2 separate regions of the Homo sapiens genome follow, and region 1 is linked to region 2. A link is an interaction called in ENCODE POLR2A ChIA-PET data of the cell type or tissue named here. Cell type or tissue: PC-9. All regions are shown on one strand. Links, peaks and the distances in the headings refer to the core of each region. The heading gives the core; the rest is flanking DNA.

The links. ChIA-PET counts read pairs that join two places held together with the same protein. Peaks named below come from ENCODE experiments on the same cell type or tissue, not always from the same donor. Only the 100,000 strongest peaks of a DNase experiment are listed, where the experiment ranks them.
Region 1: POLR2A ChIA-PET joins it to region 2 with 45 read pairs; 18 of 35 experiments call an interaction of 5 or more read pairs at or near these places.

The regions. Positions count from the first base shown.
Region 1 is chr9:137,255,694-137,265,291 of GRCh38, reverse strand. It overlaps NELFB (negative elongation factor complex member B), which reads right to left. Exons shown (of 13, transcript NM_015456.5): 2 at 9,222-9,385; 3 at 8,864-8,963; 4 at 8,238-8,468; 5 at 2,070-2,255; 6 at 935-1,047. Among named protein-coding and RNA genes, the nearest start is that of NELFB, 5.2 kb to the right of the region's middle. RefSeq lists enhancers at 1,737-2,296, 8,662-9,598 and a silencer at 9,568-9,598. In PC-9, for the core only: a CTCF peak has its summit at 2,800; no DNase peak of the experiment used is centred there; H3K4me3 peaks cover 896 bases.
Region 2 is chr9:137,146,885-137,154,884 of GRCh38, reverse strand. GRIN1 (glutamate ionotropic receptor NMDA type subunit 1) reads right to left here. Exons shown (of 20, transcript NM_007327.4): 4 at 5,776-5,876. Among named protein-coding and RNA genes, the nearest start is that of GRIN1, 12 kb to the right of the region's middle. RefSeq lists an enhancer at 3,135-3,454. In PC-9, for the core only: no CTCF peak of the experiment used is centred there; DNase peaks (open chromatin) are centred at 2,594, 3,534 and 4,094.

The DNA.
Region 1 (9,598 bases), core at 1,439-9,438, 110 kb before region 2:
CGCCTGTCATCCCAGCACTTTGGGATGCTGAGGCCGGTGGATTGTTTGTTTGAGACTAGCCCGGGCGAGGTGGTGAAATCCCATCTCTACTAAAGATAACAAAAATCGGCCAGGCGCACTGGTGTGTGCCTGTAATCCCAGCACTTTGGGAGGCGGAGACAGCAGGATCAATGCCCAGGAGGTTGAGGGAGACTGTACCACTGCACTAAAGCCTGGGTGACAGAGACCCTGTCTCAGAAAAAAAAAAAAAAAAAAAAAAAGGAAGAAAAAAAGTGGCAAAGGCAGGGCCAGGCAGCACTGTGTCTATACACCAGCCAGAGGATGCTGGAAAGCAAATGCCAATGGATGCCCCTCAGCTCAGAGGCTGACCCCACGCCACTGCAGACACCAGACCCCAGCCCCTGGGCCTGGCTCCAGAATGCAGAGTTGAGGAGGGAGACTTTGCTACCCACACACATCCCGACAACCATGTCCCTAAGCTGTGGGCCAGCAGTGCCCGGCATAGCTCTATTGAAACATCCAGGAGGCCAGGCACGGTGGCGCATGCCTGTAATCCCAGCACTTTGGAAGGCTGAGGCGGGTGGATCACCTGAGGTCAGGAGTTCAAGACAAGCCTGGCCAACATGGTGAAACCCTGTCTCTACTAAAAAATACAAAAATTACCTGAGCGCAGTGGCGCGTGCCTGTAATCCCAGCTACTTGGGAGGCTGAGGCAGGAGAATGGCTTAAGCCTAGGAGGCGGAGGTTGCAGTGAGCAGAGATTGCACCACTGCACTCCATCCTGGGCTACAGAACGAGACTCTGTCTCGAAAAAAACAAAAGAAAAAGCAATATCCGGGAATAAACGCCTGCTACCCACGGCAAAACACAGCAAGCGCAGACCGGATGCACGCAGGGCCCTGAGGGGCAGAGGCCTCGTGGAGCCGACCCTCACCCCAGCACCTGCTCCTGGCCCTTCTTGACGCCATCGAGAAACCCCTGCAGCTCCCGCGCCCTCTTGCTGTCCACGAACCGCTCTCGGATGCAGGCGTCCAGGCACCAGGTGAACTGCAAGGAGGAAGCACGGTCGGGACCAGCCCAAACCTCCCAGGATGACCAGAGACCCAGGCCCCAAACACAGCTCCAGGCCCTGGCCTCTTGTTCAATCATAGCTGCTGCGGGGGGCGGCAGCAGGCACCAGTCATCCTGACGGTGCAGTGTTCCCCACACCTCCCGGCCAAAGCAGCAGGGTCAGGACAGTGGTGGAGAAAGTGATGATGTTTCTTTCTAAAAACGGACTCCTTCATGGCACCCTGAGTGTGGGGGTGGCCACTGCAGCACTCCAAGCAATGGAAGCCTCGGAGGGTGACTCCCAAGTCCCGGAAAGATGGTCTCAGGGCTGGAGGGTCCGTATGAAGGGAAACCCCGTTCCTAGAGCACTTGGTACCTGGCCAACAAGCAGCACCCAGGGTTCTGGGGAAGGGGAGGGCCACAGGCCAGGTGGAAAGATGGGAGGAAGCTGGGGCAATGGTCAAGGTCCAGCCCGTAGGTCATACAGCCCTCGGGAACACAGAAAGGGCTGGACGGGGCAAGGGAGTCCCCGGGAACGGCCAGGTCTCTGGCTCAGATGCAGGGGACTAGCCTCCTTCCCCCATCAGGGTCTGGAGAGAAGCCAAAGGGCCAGCACACAGGACAGAAAGACCAGAGCCCAGGAAACAGGCATGGGAGAGAAGGGCGCCCAGGTGGTCCCGGGCCAAGCCAAACCCACGGAGAGGAGAGGAGCCAGGAGGGCCAGGGGGAAGGAGGGAGGGCAATGCTACCTTCAGGAGGGGCAGAGGGGGAAGGAGAGAGGGCCGGGGAGTTGGGGGGAAGGAGGGAGGGAGGGCAGCGCTACCTTCAGGAGGGCGGAGGGGGAGGAGGGAGGGCCGGGGAGCGGGGGAGAAGGGAGAAGGAGGGAGGGAGGGAGGGCAGCGCTACCTTCAGGAGGGCAGTGGGGGAAGGAGGGAGGGCCGGGGAGTGGGAGGGAAGGAGGGAGGGAGGGCAGCACTACCTTCAGGAGGGTAGGGGGGAAGGAGGGAGGGCAGTGCTACCTTGTGGCACGGGTCCACGGTGCAGATTTCACCCACGTCCAGGTCGTGCAGGGACATGAGCAGCTCAGCCCGCAGCGTGCAGTAGTGCACATTCCGCGTGCGCAGGAAGAGCGTGCGCAGAAACTGCAGCACCATGTCGTACAGCTTCACGTTCTTCCCCACCATCCGCGTCAGCCGCTGCACCACCTGCAGCAAGAGGCACTGTCAGGCCCCCAGACCGTCCTGGGCTCCGCCAGACACAGGGACGTCACGCCCGGCGACAGCGCGGCCCTCTCTCTGGACATCTGTCCTTCCTACTTTTTGGCAGAAAACATTCCCTCCTCTCATTAAATATTGGCCCCCAGTCTGATGGTAGCAGGTTCTGTTATTTTTATTTTTTTTATTACTTTTTTTGAGACAAGGCCTTGCTCTGTTGCCCAGGCTCGAGTGCACTGCTGCAACTGTGGCTCACTGCAGCCTTGACCTCCTGGCTCAAGTGATCCTCCTGCCTCAGCCTCCCAAGTAGCTGGGACTACAATTGCATGCCACGACACCCAACTGTGGGCAGCAAGCCACCCAGGTGCCAAGGCAAGAGACCAAGGGCACGAGCTGTTCCAGTATAACAAAATATGCAAGAATAGTTATATTAGATATAGATCATAGATATGATTATATTTGAATATTAGTCATTAGCTTGTAGCAATTACTCTTTATTCCAATATTATAACAATCCTCGCTCTACAATCATAATCTAGGAAAAACCAGGCCATACAGAGATAGGAGCTGAGGGGACATAGTGAGGTGTGACCAGAAGACAAGAGTGCGAGCCTTCTGTTATGCCTGGACAGGGCCACCAGAGGGCTCCTTGGTCTAGCGGTGACGCCAGCATCTGGGAAGACGCCCGTTGCCAGGCGGACCAGGGTCTAGCGGTAGCGAAAAATGTGAAGGAACAACACCCGCTACTTAGCAGACAGGGAAAGGGAGTCTCCCTTTCCCCGGGGGAGTTTAGAGAAAACTCTGCTCCTCCACCTCTTGTGGAGGGCCTGACATCAGTCAGACCTGCCCGCAGTTATCCAGAGGCCTAACCGTCTCCCTGTGATGCTGTGCTTCAGTGGTCACGCTCCTTGTCCGCCTTCATGTTCCATCCTGTACACCTGGCTCTGCCTTCTAGATAGCAGTAGTCAATTAGTGAAAGTACTAAAAGTCTCTGATACGCAGAAATAACGGCGTAAGCTGTTTCTCTCTCTCCTCTCTCTCTCTCTCTGCCTAGGCTGCCAGGCAGGGAAGGGCCCCCTGTCAAGCGGACACGTGAACCACGTGACCTTACCTATCATTGGAGATGGCTCACACTCTTTACCCTGCCTCTTTGTCTTGTATCCAATAAATATCAGCGCAGCCTGACATTCGGGGCCACTACCAGTCTCCGCGTCTTGGTGGTAATGGTCCCCCGGGCCCAGCTGTCTTTTCATTTCTTTGCCTTGTGTCTTTACTTCTACAATCTCTCATCTCCGCACACGGGGAGAAAAACCCATCAACCCTGTGGGGCTGGTCCCTACACCCAATCAATTTTTTTTTTTTTTTTTTTTGAGACGGAGTCTTGCGCTGTCACCCAGGCTGGAGTGCAATGGCAAGATCTTGGTTCACTGCAACCTCCACCTCCCGGATTCAAGCTATTCTCCTGTCTCAGCTTCCCAAGTAGTTGGGATTACAGGCGCCGGCTGCCATGACTGGCTAATTTTTTGTATTGTAGTAGAGACGGGGTTTCACCATGTTGCCCGGGCTGGTCTTGAACTTCTGAGCTCAGGTGATCCACCCACCTCGGCCTCCCAAAGTGCTAGGATTGCAGGCATGAGCCACACACCTGACCCAGTTTTTTTTTTTTTTTACTTTTTTTTTTTTTTTTTGAAACCGAGTCGTGCTCTGTTACCCAGGCTGGAGTGCAGTGGCGTGATCTCAGCTCACTGCAAGCTCCACCTCCCAGGTTCACACCATTCTCCTGCCTCGGCCTCCCGAGCAGCTGGGACTACAGGCACCCACCACCACGCCCAGCTAATTTTTTGTATTTTTAGTAGATGCGGTTTCACCATGTTAGCCAGGATGGTCTCGATCTCCTGACCTCATGATCCACCCGCCTCGGCCTCCCAAAGTGCTGGGATTACAGGCGTGAGTCACTGCGCCCAGCTTTTTTTTTTGCGACTGAGTCTCACTCTGTCGCCTAGTACAGTGGCGCAATCTTGGCTAACTGCAACCTCCACCTCCCGGGTTCAAGTGATTCTCCTGCCTCAGCCTCCTGAGTAGCTGGGACTACAGGCGCACACCACCAGGTCTGGTTAATTTTTGTATTTTTAGTAGAGATGGGTTTTTACCATGTTGGTCAGGCTGGTCTCGAACTCCTGACCTCGTGATCCACCCACCTCTGCCTCCCAAAGTGCTGGGATTACAGGCGTGAGCCACCGCACCCGGCCTAATTTAGCTTTTTAAAAGAGAATCGGGCTGGGCACGGTGGCTCACACCTGTAATTGCAGCAAATTGGGAGCCCAAGGTGGGTGGACTACCTGAGGCCAGGAGTTCGAGAACAGCCTGGCCAACATGGTGAAACCCCATCTCTACTAAAAATACAAAAATTAGTCGGGCGTGGTGGTGGGTGCCTGTAATCCCAGCTACTCGGGAGGTTGAGGCAGGAGAATCACTTGAACCTGGGAGACTGAGGTTGCAGTGAGCTGAGATCACACCACTGCACTCCAGCCTGGGCAACAGAAGGACACTACGTCTCAAAAAAAAAAAAATAAAACAAACTAAAATAAAATAAAACAAAATATAAAATTAAAATAAAATAAATAAAAAAAATTTTAAAAAATAAATTTTAAAAATTAAAAAAAATAATAAAATAAAATAGCCGGTCTCAGTGGCTCACGCCCGTAATCCCAGCACTTTGGGAGGCCGAGGCGGGTGGATCATGAGGTCAGGAGATCGAGACCATCCTGGCTAACATGGTGAAACCCCATCTCTACTAAAAATACAAAAAACATAGCTGGGCGTGGTGGTGGGCGCCTGTAGTCCCAGCCACTCGGGAGGCTGAGGCAGGAGAACGGAGTGAACCCGGGAGGCGGAGCTTGCAGTGAGCCGAGATTGCACCACTGCACTCCAGCCTGGGCAACAGAGCAAGATTCTGTCTCAAAAATAAAATAAAATAAAATAAATAAAAATAAAAATAGGCCAGGCACGGTGGCTCACGCCCATAATCCCAACACTTTGGGAGGCTGAGGCAGGTGGATCACAAGGTCAGGAGATTGAGACCATCCTGGCTAACACTGTGAAACCCCGTCTCTACTAAAAAAAAAAATACAAAAAATTAGCCGGGCATGGTGGCAGGCGCCTGTAGTCCCAGCTACTTGGGAGGCTGAGGCAGGAGAATGGAGTGAACCCGGGAGGCGGAGCTTGCAGTGAGCCAAGATCGTGCCACTGCACTCCAGCCTGGGTGACAGAGCAAGACTCTGTCTCCAAAAAAATAAATAAATAAATAATAAAAAAATAAAAAATAAATTTTAAAAAGTAGTAAAATAAAACAAGATAAAAATATATAAAATAAAATAAAATAAAAATAAAAGAGAATCAACCTAGGACTAAGCCGACCAAGCCGACTGATTTCCCTTACAGACAGAAATCAGTATAGGCAGCACCAAGTCACCAGAAGAGACAGGCGATAGGAGAAAGGCCTGGGAAATGCAGGGCACCCCACAGTTAGCAGAGGGGTCCAAGGGCTCTGTCTGACAGCAATGGAACAAGAAAAAGGCCCATGGAGGACCTAACTGGGAATAAACAAACAGGGAAGGGAGGACAGAGGTGGCACTGCCACCCCCAACAAGCCTGCTGCTGCCCACGCACATGGTCAGGAACCACGGCCCGAAGGGAACCCAGAGCCACACTAACTGCTCAGCGTTTGAAGTGCAGTAGTTCAGATGGGCTCTAAGCATGAAAGACTCACCAGGTTTCAAATCTTAGTGATCCTCCCGCAAAAAGCATTATAGCTCAATATTTTTTTTTTCCTTTTGAGACAGGATCTCTCACTCTGTCGCCCAGGTTGGAGTGCAGTGGCTCAATCATACCTCACTGCAGCCTCAATATCCGAGGCCTAAGCAATCCTCCTGCTTCAGCCTCCTGAGTAGTTGAGACAACAGGTACGCACCACCATGCTTAGCTTAATTTTTTTTTCTTGTAGAGACAAGGTCTCCCTTTGGTCTTTAACTACTAAGCTCAAGCGATCCTCCCACCTCCGCCTCCCAAAGTACTAGGAGTACAGGCGTGAGCCACCGTACCCAGCCCAATCTTTCACATGAATTACATGCTGAAAGATAATATTTTGGATATACTGGACCAAAGAAAACATTAATGAAGTTGATCTCATTTTTTTTTCTTAATGTGGATGCTGAAAAATCTTAACTTATAGTTCGCTTTTTCCACTGAACAGTGCTAGTTTAAAGTTGGTTAGGGCCGGGCGCAGTGGCTCACACTTGTAATCCCAGCACTTTGGGAGGCCAAGGTGGGCGGATTACCTGAGGTCAGGAGTTCAAGACCAGCCTGGTCAACATGGTGAAACCCTGTCTGTACTAAACAAAAAAATAAAAAAATTAGCCAGGCATGGTGGGGCGCGCCTGTAGTCTCAGCTACTCGAGAGGCCGAGGCAGGAGAATTGCTTGAACTCAGGAGGCAGAGGTTACAGTGAGCCGAGATTGAGGCCCTGCACTCCAGTCTGGGTGACAGAGCAAGACTCTGTCTCAAAAAAAAAAAAAAAAATTGGCTAATTAAAAAATCTCACAACCAGTTGTGGTCGCTCACACCTATAATCCCAGCACTTCAGGAGGCTGAGGTGTGCAGACAGATTACTTGAGCCCAGGAGTTCGAGACCAGCCTGGGCAACACAGCGAAACACCAACTCTGCAAAAAGTATACAAATTAGCCAGGCATGGTGTCACACACCGGTGGTCCCAGCTGCTTAGGAGACTGAGGTAGGAGGATTGCTTGAGTCCAGGAGGTCGAGGCTGCAGTGAGCCACGATCACACCACTGTACTCCAACCTGGGTGACAGAGTGAGACCCTGTCTCAAAAAAAAAAAAAAAAAAAAAAACCCCAACAAATCTCGGCTAGGCATGGTGCCTCATGTCTGTAATCCCAGCACTTTAGAAGGCTGATGTGGGAGGATCGCTTCAGCCCAGGAGTTCAAGACCAGCCTGAGCAACATAGCCAGACCCCACCTCTACAAAAATATATATATATTTTTAAGTAGCCCCAGTGTGGTGGCACGTGCCTGTGGTCCCAGCTACTCAGGAAGATCACTTTAGCTCAGGAAGTCAAAGCTGCAGCGAGTCGTGATCACGCCACTGCACTCCAGCCTGTGCAACAGAGTGAGACCCTGTCTCTTAAAAAAGAAAAAAAAAGAAAAAAAGCCAGGCACGGTGGCTCACCCCTGTAATCCCAGCACTTTGGGAGGCCGAGGGGGGCGGATCACCTGAGGTCAGGAGTTCAAGACCAGCCTGACCAACATGGAGAAATCCCATCTCTACTAAAAATACAAAATTAGCCGGGCGTGGTGATGCATGCCTGTAATCCCAGCTACTCGGGAGGCTGAGGCAGGAGAATTGCTTGAACCTGGGAGGCGGAGGTCGCAGTGAGCCGAGATCACGCCATTGCACTCCAGCCTGGGCAACAATAGCGAAACTCCGTCTCAAAAAAAAAAAAAAAGAAAAAGAAAAAAAATTAGCCAGGCATGGTGGCGGGCGCCTGTAGTCCCAGCTACTCGGGAGACTGAGGCAGGAGAATGGAGTGAACCCGGGAGCTTGCAGTGAGCCGAGATCACACCACTGCACTCCAGCCTGGGCAACAGAGCGAGACTCCGTCTCAAAGAAAAAGAAAAAAAGTAGGGGAGGGGGGATTAACTTCACATGAGCGGGCTTTCCGCAGATTTTAAATGTTGTCCATATATCACTTTAACGAAAAGTAAAATGCAAACAGAAAAACAACCAACTTTCTTTCCAGCATGTGTACAAGCCAGCCCTCCCCCACCACCCAGCCAAGAAGCAGAACCACCCGATCATTCACAGGGCAGCAGAGTGCTGATCCCCAGGCAGCTGAAGGCGCTAGCCGTGGCATCCCCAAGAGGTGCCCCACCCCGCACACGGCCTGTCCCCTCACCTCGCCCTGGCGCCTGGTCTTGGGGGAAGGACTGAAAAAGTTGTGCAGGACAGAGAGCTCTGTACTGAAGAGAGCGCTCTCCTTCTCCAGGATGTACTGCTTCAGGAGTGGGGAAACCTCGTCCCCGAAGAGGGCCTGGTTGTCTTGCCAGATCTGCCGCTTCACCTCCACGGCGCAGGCTCGATACAGCTCCTTGTCAGCCATAACCAGCTTCAGTTTTTTCTCCGGAACCTACATGACACCACAGGCTGCCTGTGAGTGGCACCTGTGTCCCTGGGTCTCCTTCAAGACAAGCCAAGAGGCCTCAGCCCCGCAGAGACCACCTCGAGCTAAGCTCCACCCCACAGGGCACCTATGACTGGTTCCCCGGCCCCAGCATGTCAGACAGACATGCTAAATACCAACAGCTCTTTCCCAGGAGGGGCCCCACACCCTAACTCCAGTGCTAAGGTTCGGTCTCCACGCGGCTCATGTGGGAGAAGTCAGCACAGAGCTCACCATGGACAGCACTTGGGCAGGCAGCACAGGAAGCTCCCGGAGCTAGGCGGCCACCGGAACTTCCACTAACCAAGGGCATGAGAGTGGGCGGACGGTCCACGCCATCAGGGTTAGGGTTAGGGCCCTACCTTGGGCAGGTGCTTCATGACGCACATCACCACGGGCTGCAGGGACGGCATCTTCACCAGAGAAAAGCTCTTCTCCAGAAGGTCTTCCAGCTTCTTGTACCTGGAACAACTCACAGGATTGATGGTGCAGCGATGCGCCAAATCGCAGCAGCTACCTGCCTGTCCCTACACAGATAACAGCTACCAGGACAAGCCTCCACGCCCAGGACACATGGGTCAAGGGGTCACTCAGACACAGGCCCAGGCCACCTCTGGGAGCAAGGATGTGGAGCCAAAAGGACAATAAATGCCCCTGAGTCGATCCAAGGCTGAGAGGCCGGCTGCACATCTCACCTGCCCACCCCTCCCGCTGACCCACCTTTCCTCAGCCTTCCCCTCCGAAGCGATGGCTGACACTCGCTCCAGCAGCTTGTCCCGCAGCTCATCGAATACCGACTGGTGGAACTCCAGCCGCGGCGTCCCGTGCAGGTCCAAGAAGGGGAGGGCTGACTGAAGAGATGGCAGCAGCACACCATTCTCTGTCTGAGGAAGCCAAGAGAAACCTCAAACGCAGCCCAGTGCGCCCGGGCACCCCGAGGTCCTGAGAGCACAGGGAGGCACGCACCCAGGTGTTCCCAGCCGTGCTGGCGGTAACCGCAGCCACCGAAAGCCACCCAGCCGTCCAGCAAAGGGGTGCTGGCTCCGGACTCCACCCCCAGAACAGGACTCAGCCACCAGCAGAAAGCCGGAAAACTT
Region 2 (8,000 bases), core at 1-8,000:
GAGATGGGCATGCTGGGTGGGCCAGTCGGCCTCTGCTGTGGGACTTTGGCCTCCACTCCAAGGAGCTCAGCATGTGAGAGGAGGGTCCTTTCCAGCCCTGACAGTCCAGAGCCATTGCTCTGAAGTATTTTGAGGCCAGGCGCAGTAACTGATGCCTGTAATCCCAGCACTTTGGGAGGCCGAGGCGGGCAGGTCTCCTGAGGTCAGGAATTTGAGACCAGCCTGACCAACATGGAGAAACCCCGTCTCTACAAAAACAAAAAAATTAGCCGGGGTGGTGGCGCATGCCTGTAATCCCAGCTACTCGGGAGGCCGTGGCAGGAGAATCGGTTGAATCTGGGAGGCGGAGGTTGCAGTGAGCCAAGATCGCGCCACTGCACTCCAGCCTGGGTGACAGAGTGAGACTCCATCTTAAAAAAAAAAAAAAAAAAAAAAAAAAAAAAAAAAAAAAAGTTGTTGGAGCTGGGGGTGGTGGCTGATGCCTGTCATCCCAGCCCTTTGGGAGGCCGAGGTGGGTGGATCACTTGAGGCCAGGAGTTCGAGACCAGCCTGGCCAACATGGCGAAACCCAGTCTCTACTAAAAATACAAAACTTAGCCAGGCATGGTGGCCTGCACCTGTAATTCCAGCTACTCGGGAGGCTGAGGCACGAGAATCACTTGAACCTGGGAGGCCGAGGTTGCAGTGAGCGAAGATTGTGCCACTGTACTCCAGCCTGGGTGACAGAGCAAGACTGTCTCACACACACACACAAAAAAAAAAGAAAAAAAAAAAGGCAGGCACGGTGGCTCATGCCTGTAATGCCAGCACTTTGGAAGGCTGAGGCAGGCGGATCACCTGAGGTCAGGAGTTCAAGACCAGCCTGGCCAACATGGTGAAACCTCATCTCTACTAAAAATACAAAAATTAGCCGGGCATGGTGGCACACACCTGTAATTCCTGCTACTCAGGAGGCTGAGGCAGGAGAATCGCTTGAATCCCAGGGGGCAGAGGTTGCAGTAAGCTGAGATCACGCCACTGCACTCCAGCCTGGGCAACAGAGCAAGACTCTATCTCCCCAAAAAAGAGAAAGAGTTATGTTGGCGGGTGTGTGGTTGATGTGTGCTGTGGTCAGTGTATGCATATGTGTGGGGTATGGTGTGCATGTAGCATGGGTGTATGGGTGTGCACATGGTGTGTGGTGCGCATGTGTGTTGTGATGTATGTGCATGTGTGCTGTGTGTACATGTATGTAGGTGTGCGTATATCAGTGGATGTCTTTGTATGTGATGTATATGGTGGTGTGTGTGCCTGTATCTGTATGTGTAGATGCACGTGTGTATGGTGTATGCATGGTGCATGTGTGTACACATGTGGTATATGGCATGTGTGCACATGTGTATGTGTTGTGTATGACCTGTACATGATGGTGCATGTGTGGGTAGAGATGTATGTGTAGTGTGACTATGGTGCGTACATACATTTGTGTGTGTATGCATGGAGCATGTGGTGTGTATGTGGCATGTGCATACATGCGTATGTGTTGTGTATGACCTATACACAATTCTGCATGTGTGGGTAGAGATGATGCATGGTGTGACTATGGTGTGTGTACATACATTTGTGCACATGTGTATGGTGTATGCATGGTGCATGTGTGTACACGTGGTATGTGGCATGTGTGCACATGTGTATGTGTTGTGTGTGACCTGTACATGATGGTGCATGTGTGGGTAGAGATCTATGAGTGGTGTGACTATGGTGTGTGTACATACATTTGTGCACGTGTGTGTGTGGTGTATGCATGGTGCATGTGTGTACACGTGGTGTGTATATGGCATGTGTGCACGTGTATGTGTTGTGTATGACCTGTACATGATTCTGCATGTGTGAGTAGAGATGTATGAGTGGTGTGATGGTGTGTGTACATGCATTTGCGCACATGTGTGTATGGTGTATGCATGGTACATGTGGTGTGTATATGGCATGTGCATACATGCGTGTGTGTTGTGTATGACCTGTACATGATTCTGCATGTGTGGGTAGAGATGTATGCATGGTGTGACTATAGTGTGTATACATGCATTTGTGCACGTGTGTATGGTATGTGCATACACATGTGGTGTGTGGTGTGTGCTCATGGGCATGGATGTGTGGTATGCACGTGGTTCCTGTGTGCCCTGACCATGTCCCTTCCCCTGGGCTGGCCTTTTTCTTAGGGCCATGTCTGGAAACGTGACCTTGGCCCTGAGGCTGGCAACGCGGGGTCAACCTGTGGGACCGCAGTGCACGGCTCAGGGGCTCACAGGCCGAGAAAAAAAAGTGGAGAAAACGCCCCCTCCCCTCTCTGTGGGGACCTGGGCATGGCGGGGTTCTGTGGATTGGTTTTGTATGTGGTTTTCTCTCCCGTGTCCTGTTGGTCACTCCAGTTAGAATGTAGGGATCAGGCAGGTCTAGCTTGATGTGAACTTGTCTATTGCAAAAGTGGCCAACAGTGGAACAGGTATGTTTTAGGGCAATCGATTCCTTGAGTTGACCCATCTTGGATGAAGAAATTCCACTTCCCAGCCAGCTGTCTGTCCATTTGTTCACCTGCCCATCCATCCTTTTATCCCATCACAGCTACAGAATTTCTCTCAAGCTCTGTGATGAGTAAGGGAAGTGTAAACAATTCAGAAAATAACAGAAGAGGCCACAAGTGGCTGGGCACGGTGGCTCACTCCTGTAATCCCAGCACTTTGGGAGGCCGAGGCGGGCAGATCATGAGGCCAGAAGATTGAGGCCATCCTGGCTGACATGGTGAAACCCCGTCTCTACTAAAAATACAAAAAAGTAGCAGGGCGTGGTGGCAGGGGCCTGTAGTCCCAGCTACTTGGGAGGCTGAGGCAGGAGAATGGCGTGAGCCCGGGAGGTGGAGCTTGCAATGAGCCGAGATCGAGCCACTGCACTCCAGCCTGGGTGACAGAGTGAGACTCCATCTCAAAGAAAAAAAAAAAAAAAAAAAAAGAGGCCACAAGTTCGAGACCAGTCTGGCCAACATGGTGAAACCCCGTCTCTACTAAAAATACAAAAATTAGCCGGGTGTGGTGGCTTGTGCCTGTAGTCCCAGCTACTCGGGAGGCTGAGGCAGGAGAATCGCTTGAACCCAGGAGGCAGAGGTTGCAGTGAGCTGAGATTGTACTACTGCACTCCAGCCTGGGTGACAAAGCAAGACTCCCTCTCAAAACAACGAAAAAGGAAATTAACTTCTGAGAGTCTGGCGGGGCTTTCTCTAAGAGGGGCTTTTTCTGGGCGGGGCTTTTTCTGGTAGGGGCTTTCACTGGGTGGGGCTTTCCCTGGGTGGCACGTTTCTGGGTGGGGCTTTCTCTGAGTGGGAATTTCTCTAAGTGGGAATTTCTCTGGGTGAAGCTTTCCCTGGGCGGGGCTTTCCCTGGGTGGGGCTTTCTTCTGGGTTGGGCTTTCTCTGGGCTGGTCTTTTTTCTGGGTGGAGTTTTCCCTGGGCGGGTCTTTTTCTGGGCTGGGCTTTCCCTGGGTGGGGCTTTTTTTCTGGGCGGGGCTTTCCCTGGGCGGAGCTTTCCCTGGGCGGAGCTTTTATCTGGCCAGAGCTTTTTCCTGGGCGGGTCTTTTTTTCTGGGAGGGGCTTTCCCTGGGCTGGTCTTTTTTCTGGGCAGGGCTTTCACCAGGCGCGACTTTTTTCTGGGCGGGACTTTTTTCTGGGCGGGTCTTTCCCTGGGCGGGGCTTTCCCTGGGCGGGACTTTTTCTGGGCAGGGCTTTCCCCGGGCGCGACTTTTTTCTGGGCGGGGCTTTCCCTGGGCGGGTTTTTTTTCTGGGCGGGGCTTTCCCTGGGCGGGACTTTTTCTGGGCGGGGCTTTCCCTGGGCGGGTCTTTTATCTGGGCAGAGTTTTCCCTGGGCGGGTCTTTTCTCTGGGCTGGGCTTTCCCTGGGCGGGTCTTTTTCTGGGTGGGGCTTTCCCTGGGCGAGGCTTTCGCTGGGCAGGGCTTTTATCTGGGCGGGGCTTTTTTATGGGCGGGGCTTTCCCTGGGCTGAGCTTTTATCTGGCCAGAGCTTTTCCTGGGCGGGTCTTTTCTGGGCGGGGCTTTCCCTGGGCGGTCTTTTTTCTGGGCAGGGCTTTCCTTGGGCTGGTCTTTTTTCTGGGCGGGGCTTTCCCTGGGCGGGCTTTTATCTGGGCAGAGCTTTCCCTGGGCAGGTCTTTTTTTCTGGGCGGGGCTTTCCCTGGGCGGAGCTTTCCTTGGGCTGGTCTTTTTTCTGGGCGGGGCTTTCCCTGGGCGGGCTTTTATCTGGGCGGAGCTTTCCCTGGGTGGGGCTTTCCCTGGGCAGGTCTTTTTTCTGGGCTGGGCTTTCCTTTGGCGGGTCTTTTTCTGGGCGGGGCTTTTATCTGGGCGGAGACTTCTCTTGGCGGATCTTTTTTTCTGGGCGGGGCTTTCCCTGGGCGGGCTTTTATCTGGGTGGAGCTTTCCCTGGGTGGGGCTTTCCCTGGGAGGACCTTTTTTCTGGGCGGGGCTTTCCCTGGGCAGGTCTTTTTCTGGGCGGAGCTTTCCCTTGGCGGGTCTTTTTTTCTGGGCGGGTCTTTCCCTGGGCGGGGCATTCCTTCTTTGGGACCTGTGCATACCCTTGGGACTTTGCCTGGTCACGTCTTTAAAAATCTTTTTTCCTGGAGCCCAGGCCAACCCTCCCTGGGGCTTGCAGTTGGATGAGTGGAGTGGACAAGTGACCTGTGAGCTTAAAGCCGAGTGCAGGGGGCGTAATGGGGGACGATTAGTGCCTTTTTATAGCAGCTGCAGGAGGAGCATGTAAGGCCCCGTGGGCAGCTCTAAGCAACAACCCTACCTTGGGCTGGGGAGATTCCTGCCTTCTAGTCCGAGGAGCCCTGGCTGGCCCCACCCTGCGTTCTGCCCTGGTGAGGGGGCTGCATCTGTCTCCGTGCTAGAGGGTCATTTGATGGACCGTGGAAATGGTGGTCTGCCCTGGGACTGAGAGTGTCGCCGGCTCTTTCCCATATGCAGGGCTGGAGGGCTGGGCTGTGTTCCTCCGGGTGTTTCACTGCTGTTTTGCTCCGCTCTGTTGGAGCCTAGCAGAGCTTTTAGGTCAGGGACAGTGGGGTTTTGGCTGTCCCATGGGGCAAGGCTCCTCACCCTGCCCTTCCCCACTCTTGCTTTTCCTATTCCCAGTCACCCAGGCTTTTCCTTCCCGGGAGAACCTAGCCATTTGCAAATAGGGAGCTTTTTACAGTGGGCTCCACCCCAAGGTTGCTCTGTGGCACCGGACCTGTCCAGAGCAGCTTGATTTCCCGGGTACCTAACTGATTTCCCCCTAAGCTACTGCTGCAGCTGTTGCAATCCTTCAGTTGGGAAATCTGGCCCTCTCCCTGCTGTGGGCCTTTTCGCCTGGCACACCTGCACATCACTTCCCTGGGCCTAGTCCCTGGCCCCAGGCCTGGGCCTTGTTTGCACAGGTTTGCCCCCTTGAGTTGCGGGGCTTCCCAAGGGCAGGGTCTCTTCCATATCCCTCTCCCACAGCCCAGCTCAGGGCAGCAGCAGCATGTGACTGTGGAATGGGGAAGGGCCCAGGAAGGGAGGGACAGATGGAGGGTGTCACATCAGCCATGCCGATAGGAGTGTGGGTGCGGGTGGGGGTGGGGGTGGCTGTCCTTGGTGAAGGTGCTTTGGAAGCTGAAGGTCACTGTGCCCAACAATGTCCCAGCTCTGGCTCAGATGGCGGGTACTTGGCTCAGGTACCATCCTGTGTGGAGTGTGTAGGGCCCTGCCCAGCCTCACCTGGCAGAAAGGATGATGACCCGGGCCTCCAGCTCTTTCGCCTCCATCAGCAGGGCCGTCACGTTCTTGGTCCCTGGGTCAAACTGCAGCACCTTCTCTGCCTGCGGTGTGAGCAAGAGTGTTAGCAGGCGGCTGGGGCAGGGGACATAGCGCCTCAGGGGTGAGAGTTGGGCCGGAGCCGCTGGGAACCCCGAGGCAGCTTAGCTAGGGCTGCCATGGTCTGCGCCTGCCACCTGCGCCTCCGCCTGCCTTCCTCAGTCCTTGCCTGGCCTGGCCTCGCCTCTCCGGTCCTGTCCTGTCTTCAGCCTGCGCGCTCACCTGTGCTCGTTCTGTGCTCTCTCTGCTCTCTCTGGATCTCTCTCTCCACCTCACTCCTGTCCTCATCTTTGCACTGAGCATGCAAGCTGAAGTGGACCCAGACTCAGGAGGCGTGCAGCGGACGGGAAACAGAAAAGAGTTTTGGAATGCAACCAGGAAAAGAGATGGGGCTGACTTTTCCAAAACCATGGGAGGTCCTCTGAGGTTTGATTCCGCAGGCCCCTGAGGAGCAGCCCGGCCCCGGCGAGTGGGTGGCCAGGCGGGCGGGCTCCCTCCCGGGTTCCACGAGGAAACCCTTGGGGTCTCGGAGATTCGCATGCACTTCCCGGAGAGCAGCTCCTCCTGCAGCCGCGCCTGCCTCGAGGGTGCAGGCTAGGGTCACGGCGGGTGGGCCTCAGGCACCCACGCCGCCACGCCTGCCCTCTCCTGCCTGCCCTCTCCTGCCTGCTGCCGGCTGCCTCTCCTCATTGCTTGGGCCTGCGGCTCGGCGGCTGGGCCAGACAGTGGCCCTAGTGGCCGAGGCGCCGAGGCCAGGGCTCCCTAGCCGTGGGTGGCGTGCACGTCCATGCATATATACCTTGGGTCCGCGCTTGTTGTCATAGGACAGTTGGTCGAGGTTTTCATAGTTCCTTTTTTTACTCTGATGAATAATGTGCACAGAGAAAATATGCAGACACAGAAGAAGATTATAAACGGTTGAAAATGACGGCGCTAAAGCAATCACACCACCTCCTCGGCACGTCTGCAGACGGGCTCCTACCTGGAGCTCGCAAACACCGAGGCCCGGGGCGGGGCTGGGGGCCGGGGTGGAGCTGGGGGTGAGGGTCGTAGGGGCGGGGCCGTGGAGGCTCCCTGCCACGAAGCTGTGCTCTTGGAAACGGTCGCTCTCGGGAGAAAAGGAGGCCCTGTCCGCGTCCACCGTTCGGAGGGAGCCCCACCTGCCGCCCCCACCCTGCCGTGCACCTGCTGTGTGGCCCCAGCAGTGCCCACTCCAACCTGTGTCAGTCCTGAGTGGGAGGTGAGCAGCCCCCCCGGGGCCTGTCCCCATGTCCCTCCCCCTCCCTCTCCTTGGTCTCCCTCTGCCTCTCAAGAGACCGAGGTATCCTCACTAACTGGGGTGCCCACGCCCTTCGGCTCGCATATGCGCCCAAGAGGGTGTGTGTGCGTTATGTGCGCCTGCAGGGGTGGCATGCGCCTGTGGGTGTCAGCATGGGAGGGTTAGTCCACAAAGGCCTGTGAAGGTTGGGGAAGGGCCAGATGGTCTGAGCATGCTTGTGTGTGTGCATGTGTGCATGTGCGTGTGTGCGTGCTTGTGTGTGCGTGTGTGCATGTGTGTGCGTGTGCATGTGTGCATGTGTGTGCCTGTGCACGTGTGTGCGTGTGTGCATGTGTGTCTGTGCTGGCTGGCGCAAGTAAGGGTGAGCATGCACATGAGGAGCGCACCTGAGCGTGTGTCCAGGTGTGTGTGTGAGGAGCGCACCTGTGCGTGTCCAGGTGTGTGTGTGAGGAGCGCACCTGAGTACGTGTCCAGGTGTGTGTGTGGCGCTGGAGCTGCATGGAGGCAAGCCTGAGCCTGTGGCCAGAGGTGTGGAGTGTGATGGGAATGTGTGCATGCACCTGTGAGTGAAAGCAGGCAGTTGGGTGCGCAGGGGTGAGTGTGTGATGGGAGTCCGTGGCCGTGGGTGGACATGCCAGAAGGTGAGGGGCCTGTCGAGCGCTGGGGTGAGGGGCCTGTCGGGTGCTGGGGGGGAGGGGCCTGTCGGGCGCTGGGGGGAGGGGCCTGTCGGGCACTGGGGTGAGGGGCACTGTCTTGGGTGGGGCCCTTGGTGCCCATGCCCCTCCCCCCCAAGACTCAGCAGACCCCCCACGACAGTACTCCCAGGACCCTCTGGTCTGCCCCTGGCTTT